2 separate regions of the Homo sapiens genome follow, and region 2 is linked to region 1. A link is a contact called in ENCODE Hi-C or POLR2A ChIA-PET data. All regions are on one chromosome and are shown on one strand. The core of a region is the stretch at or near the end of the contact, and the rest is flanking DNA. Distances in the headings are between cores, read along the strand shown.

Region 1 (3,312 bases), core at 279-2,778:
ATCAGCCTAATGGCTAATGTCAGCATGACCAGAAACATTCCAACCCTGAGATAAACCCCCCCTCTGACCAGAAACATGCCAACCCTGAGATAACCTCGTCTCCAAACAGAGGCATTCCAACCCTGCAATAAACTTTCCCTCACACAGAAACATTCCGAGCCTGCGATAAGCTCCCCTCCCTAAACCCTTAAATACCCTTAGTCTGTAAGAGAGTGCTCCTGACCGAAATCAGCCAGAAGCCCCTCTCAGGTTTATTTTCCAAAATAAACCTGTCTTTGACTGTGAAGCCACTTTTCATGTTTCCTTTCTTCTTTCTTTAACTCTTACACATTCCCCAGGCCCTGTCCCCGTCGTCACTTTCTCTGGGTCATAATTGGGTACATTCCCAGTGGTTTTGTGTACCTTAGCTAGAGGGAGGGTGGGTTTCCACGGTTTCCTGAGTCACAGATGGCCTATGTCTCACAGGTTATCCCTTTCTTCCCCACCCAAACGTCCTCTCATCTCATCTCCCAATAGAGGAGAAAGAGAATTAGAAAGCTTCACTGCCTTGGGCCAGGTTTCTTTCCTTCATGGTCTTTATTTTACAGGATGCCTTGGAAGTTGTCTGTCTGAAGAGGCAGCTAGGGTTGGGGGAGGGCCCCGGCAAGCACCTAGAGTGCAGACAAGTTAAGCAGAGGGTGGGCTTTAGCCAGGGAAGCAGAGCCAGGGTGGGGAGTACAGAACCAGCCCAGAGCAGAGACAGAGGGAGGGCACCATGTGAGGGTCGGCATTCACCGAGCAGACAGGAACCAGCAGTCACACTGCCCAGGATCCTCTTCCAAACCTGCCTCAGATAATGTCACAATCACTCCCATTGCACAGACAGATACTTCAGGCACTGACTTTCACACACTTGCCCTAAATTTCCCAAGTGCAAAGGGACGGGGAGAATCAGGCACTCAAGTCTCTGGGCAGCTTCACCGTCTTCCCTCTACGGAACCGCACTGCTGCTGGGGAGGGAAAGGGGCTAGGAGCTATAAATCAGGCTGAAGAAAGGGAAATGCAGGCACTGAGGCAGCGGCAGACGCTCTGACAGATGAACCTGCACTGCAGCTGCTCCTCTCAGGGCATGTGCATTGAGCCCAGGAGTCCCCAGGGAGGTCCACACCCTAAGCCCGGGACCCAGACATGTTACTTTTCAGCGTTGAAGGTGCTTTAAGGATGTGGTTAAGGTTACTGACCCTGCAGTGGGAGGATGTCCCAGACTATTCTTGGAAGGGTTATTGGCCCAATCCAATAACCCTTCAAAGCAGAGAACTTTCTCCCACTAAAATCAGAGAGGTTTGGAGGTGAGGGGAGCCCGGTCCACGGGTTTGAGGAGGAATTCATCCAGGCAGCCTCCAGGAGCCCAGGCTGGCCCCAGCGGAGAGGAGATGGGCCTCCATCCTCGGCCTCAGGAACTGAATTCAGCCAGCGCCCTGATTGAACCGGGGCAGGGCCCTCGGAGCCCCCTGCAGAGCTTCCCCATGGACCCCTTCCCCCACCCAGAGCCTGACCTGCCTGCTCTTGGTTCCGGCCTTGCAAGGGTTTTTCAGAGGACTCAGTGCAGCCACGTGGGCCCAGACTTCTGACTCACGGAACCATGAGGTAACAAATGGCATGGTTTTATGCTGCTTAGTTTGTGGTAATTTTACCACAGCTATTAAAAACTAGAGCGAGTTTATTTCCTGTTCCAGAACTGTCAAATCTGGGTGAGGCTAGGGTCTGCAGTGAACTACGGCCCCTCGAAACCCATGGCTTCCAGCAGGCCAGAGACAGAGGACAGCAGGGAGGAGTCCGCAGGCTCCGGTTGCAACAATTCACATCATTTCCGCTCCTGCTGTGACCACGCCGGGTGCCCAGGGTGCTGGGCAGGAAGTTGGGGCGACGTCTCCCAGCAGTGCCCCTCTAGGGGAAGAAGCACTGGCTCCTGACGGGCAGCGGCCACCTCTGCTCTGGTTTCTACGGACCAGACATTTGTACACATGTGGCCTGGGAGCATCAGCAGAACGCCAGGGTGTGACCCAGAGAACTGCCAATCAACCAGACGCGGAACACGACATCACCAGGCAGACACAGGACAAAGCTAAATTTAAGTCCAGTGGATGTGATTAGCTGCAATGTTCAATTGAATTATTTGGTAAACTCAGTTAATAAATTTTATAAATTCAATATATTTTATAGTGTGCAATTAAAGTATTTTAAAAGTGATCAACTATTTTAGAGCAGTTTTCGGTTTACAGAAAAGTTGAGCAGAAAGTACAGAGACTTCCCATACATGCCGCCTCCTTGTACACAGTTTGTCCTACTATTAACATCTTGCATCCATGTGCGCATTGATTACGACTGATGAAGCAGTATTGATGCATTATTATTGGCTCTATTTACATCTGGGTTACTCTGCGTGGTGCGGCTCTGAGAATTGCGACAAGTGCATCTCCCCGCCGTGGCTGCTACAGAGCGCTGCTACAGAGCGCTGCCACTCCCGAAACGCCCTCCGTGCTCCGCCTGCTCATCCCTCCCTCCCCGCCACCCCTGGAAACCATGAATCTTTTTACTGTCCGCGTAGTTTCGCTCTTTTCAGAACATCATAGAGTTGAAATCACATAGTTTGTAACCTTTGCAGATGGGCTTCTTTCACTTAATAATGTGCATTTAAGCTTTCTCTATGTGTCTTCATGACTTGACAAATGAATTTTTTTTTTTTTCTTTGAGACAGAGTCTCGCTCTGTCACCCAGGCTAGAGTGCAGTGACGTGATCTCGGCTCACTGCAATCTCTGCCTCCTGGGTTCAAGTGATTCTTCTGCCTTAGCCTCCCAAGTATCTGGGACTACAGGCACATGCTACCATGCCTGGCTAATTTTTGTATTTTTAGTAGACAGGGTTTCGCCATCTTGACCAGGCTGGTCTGGAACTCCTGGCTTCAGGTGATCTGCTTGCCTCGGACTCCCAAAGTGCTGGGATTGCAGGTGTGAGCCACCACGCCTGGCCAGGTCATTTCTTTTTAGCATGAAATATCATTCCCTGGTCTGAACGTGCTACTGTTTATCCATTCACCCACTGAAGGACATCTGGCTGCTGCCGAGTTTTGGCAATGATGAATAGTGTGGCTGTAAACAGCTGTTTCTGTGCAGTTTCTGTGTGCCTGTGTTTTCACGCCTGTGGGTCAGTGTGCGGGTTTGTGTGTGTCCGCGTTTCCATGCCTGTTGGTCAGTATGTGGGTTTCTGTGTGCCCGTGTTTCTGTGCCTGTGGGTCAGTATGTGGGTTTCTGTGTGTCCGTGTTTCCATGCCT
Region 2 (3,312 bases), core at 316-2,815, 75 kb after region 1:
AAATTCTTCAGGAAAGATGGACAACCCCAAACACACCTAACGTTGCCTCCTGCTTTCAAACAACTGGCAAAGCTGATCAATTCTAGCTGTGTTTTTCCAACCGTTCTTTATACTTCTACCTCACTTAAAAAAAATCAGCACATTTCAAATCATGATTAGAACTGAACTTTCTCCTGCAGGCTCACTAGGAACTGACAATAACACAGGTTCCTCTAGGAGAGAAGGGTCGGCATGAGAAGAATCTTTTAATTCTTCCTGGCATGCACACAGGCTACGATGGCACTGGGGGCATTGCTCTCATATTGGAGCGATTGCTAATTTTGCAAAATCCCCAGTGTGAAAGCCCTCCCTTGCTGTAGCATTGACTAACTTCAGCGCGGCCCAGCCCCAGGAATATCAGTAACAAGGCACAGCTGAGTTTGTCAGTGGCCGCTGTCAGCCGGCTGCTTTTCCTGCTTTCCTGGTTTGCGGTTTTTTTCTACCACTAACAAAATATGATGCTTCTTTCTGTTTTCCTGTATTCATTTCTGCTTATTTCTCCAAGGACGAGCCCTGTGTTCTCTTTACGACCCAATGTTTACAAATCGACGGGCACCACATTGAGTAAAAACTGCCAGCCAATTTGGAGAGGCGATCGCAGGGCTTCGCCTATCCCTTCCTCCGGGACAGTTTGGATGGGAGTAGCTGGCGCGAGGGCTCGTTCCCCCGTTTTTGGGTAATTCCTTTGGCACTGGGAGACGAGATGGCCTCCGGAGGGTGGAAGGCAGTGCCAGCCCGGCCGGCCACTGGGGACTGCGGGGCCCGGAGACGCGCGGGGTCCCCGGGGAGCTCCTCGCCGCCCTCGCCCCACTTCGTCCGGGTCCCTCAAACATGTCGCAGCGTGGCTGCTCACTGTCCCCTCTGGGCAAGAGGAGGCCCCAGACATTTCCACGGGATCTGAACTCCCGAGCGCCCTGCACGGAGCAGCCATCCCGCCAGCACCCCAAAGTGAAGCTGCTCACAACGGACAAGCCCGGAGACCCCATGAGAGGCCGGGGTGGAGAAGCCGGGGGTGAAGGGGGGCAGGGGCCGGCGCGCCACGCGGTCCTTACCTTTCCGCTTGGACCTCCGCCTCCTCCTCCTCTTGGACTTGCATTTGAGTTGACTGCTCAGCCCTCCAGACCCTCTGCCGCTCCCCAGGACCGAGGCCATGGCCGAGACCCAGGCGCGGAGCCCAGAGCCGCCTCCCTCCTGCACCTGCACCTGCCTCCTTCCCGGCAGCCGCCGCCGCCGCTGCTGCGAAGCTTGAGGTTGCAAACCCGGGAGCGGCTCACTTTTCAGGACTGAGCAGGAAAGCGCGCTCCGTCTCTCTGTCTCTCGAATTGTTCTCTATGACTTGCTCCCACTGGGCTGGGGGCCTCGGCTGGGCGCCTGGAGCGAGCTGCTCCCTGGTCAGGGAGGGCGGGGAAGGGCGCGCGGCGTCCTGAGTGCTCCGAGCTTCCCGCGGGCTCTGCCTCCTGCTCTGGGCTCCCAGCGCAGGGAGGCTACTTTTGCGCCTCTGCTAGTTGTTTGGCACCAGCCACTTTGAAGCCAATCACGCAGGGAGCTTGTCTATTTGCTGCAGCAGCGTCTAATTAGATCCAATCACAACTGCTTTCTGGCTCTGACATCAGCAGCAGCACCAGCCGCACCGCCGCCTGGCCGCTTGCAAACTCAGCTCCCGTTTGGACGGTGAAGCTCCCAGGACCGGCGGCTGGAGGGAGGCTGCTCCCGGGGAACAAGGACGCGGCGCGGGTGCGTCTGGGAGAGACCGGGGGAGCCTCCAGGAGGGACCCTGCCCGGGAGGACGAGGCCTCCTGCCGCAGCCTCGCGGACAGCTCAGCTCGCCCTGCTCAGAAAGACACAGGGACGGGTTTTTCCAACCAACAGTTTTTAACTAGTCAATTCATTACCATGCTCCTTGTGTCAAGGGGGGGAAATACCTCTTTCAGAAATGCAGAGACCGCACTTCCTCAGAAACGGACTGAGGTTTGCAATTCCCCAGGAGACAGCGTCCTGAGGGGCATTTATTCCTCAGAGCCTGCATGCTTGTCTGTTTGCCTCTTCTTTCCCCTCTTCATATTCCTTGGCCGTTTCCAATGCAAAAGATAAATCTTGCATAAAGACAGAGGTTTTGGGATCTGAGTCTGATTTTTGCCGTCAGGAATTTCATGTGTTGCTTTATTTAGGGAACAATGACACAAAAGGAAGAGAAAGCTCTCAGCGGAGAGTTTTGTTGCCAAATGTAATATTTGGATGGAAGAAAGTAACATTTACAAAGAGGTGGATTGCACACTGAAATAGTTTTAAGCAATTTTTTTTTCCAGGAATGTCCTATGTTTCAAGATTATACTTATGGAACCCTGGAAGTCTTATGTAAAATATAAAGAGGAATAGAATCTGGTAATCATCATTGCATCTTGTATTTAAATCACATAAGCTTTTAATTACAATAGTCATGTTTTTAAAAAAATCCACTCTAAAATTCATTAGCACACATTAACATGTTGATATAAAAATGGCACACAAATATTTCTGCTATTCATTGCCTCACATGCAACCTTTTCAGCTGCTTATGTGCCTAGAAATTTCCAGATAATTTTTATCATAAGAAAAAAGAATCACTCTGGGGGACATTGGAAATAATTAGGATGATCCTGTGTTGTTATGTGCTGAGCTGATAGATCGTAGCTCAGTTTTCATTGATGAGAGAGAGTAAGACATTTGATTTCAAATCTTAACTCTACTGCTATGACCTCGGGTAAGTTAAACCGTGCCTCAGTTTCCTCATCTGTAAACTGGGGATAACAACGTCACCCACCTCATAAGTTCATTCATACTCGTTGAATCAGTATCAACCAGTATAGACAGGAACTGGAACATGTTAATTACTCTATGATTATTTATTAAATTTTTTCCAGCAAATAATTTGGAAGGAATGAGCGTATGTTGCAGACAAGCCTCAGAAAGACAGGGCTTCTGCGTTTTCCTTTTAGAATGTTGAACCTTCTAGTCCAACTCAGACTGAGGACCACAATCAAACCAACATCCCTCTTCAGGGCTGGCTTCAACAACCCTGTTCCCATGACAGCACAGCTCAGCTCTGCTGATAATTCCCAGCGAGGGTTGAGAAGGCACATAGCTCTCTCACTTCCTCTCTGCAATACCCGAGATATTTGAGTGCTTAAACTATATCGAGAAACACAGCTCTAGGACTCTGCCTGTGAAACTTCTGAGCTTCACACAATGTGCTGCACTAATCCAGAGTTGCCCTATTTCTGTATCTGCAGAAAA

Evidence for each region. A loop is a pair of places that touch in the nucleus more often than their neighbours do. ChIA-PET counts read pairs that join two places held with the same protein, here RNA polymerase II (POLR2A). Pooled maps may share reads with other maps.
Region 2: a loop to region 1 is called in a map of B cell, with 2.2 times the contacts of the local background. The contact joins the promoter of ADARB2 here to the enhancer-like site in region 1. A Hi-C loop is called at or near these places in 2 of 168 maps with a recorded cell type or tissue (B cell and GM12878), 28 of 37 single-sample maps with no recorded cell type and 7 of 50 pooled maps. POLR2A ChIA-PET finds 5 or more read pairs at or near these places in 2 of 52 experiments (GM12878 and SK-N-SH).

What each region holds. Positions count from the first base shown.
Region 1 is chr10:1,660,908-1,664,219 of GRCh38, forward strand. The region is part of intron 1 of ADARB2 (adenosine deaminase RNA specific B2 (inactive)); the gene reads right to left. Among named protein-coding and RNA genes, the nearest start is that of ADARB2, 75 kb to the right of the region's middle. RefSeq lists an enhancer at 1,740-2,239. Within about 2 kb of position 1,529, at least 2 of the 41 ENCODE cell types and tissues checked have a DNase peak (open chromatin) inside an H3K27ac peak, as active enhancers do; they include B cell, where a contact is called at or near this core.
Region 2 is chr10:1,735,960-1,739,271 of GRCh38, forward strand. ADARB2 (adenosine deaminase RNA specific B2 (inactive)) reads right to left here and starts at 1,566. Exons shown (of 10, transcript NM_018702.4): 1 at 1,092-1,566. The coding sequence starts at 1,191. RefSeq lists an enhancer at 898-1,494 and a silencer at 1,456-1,515.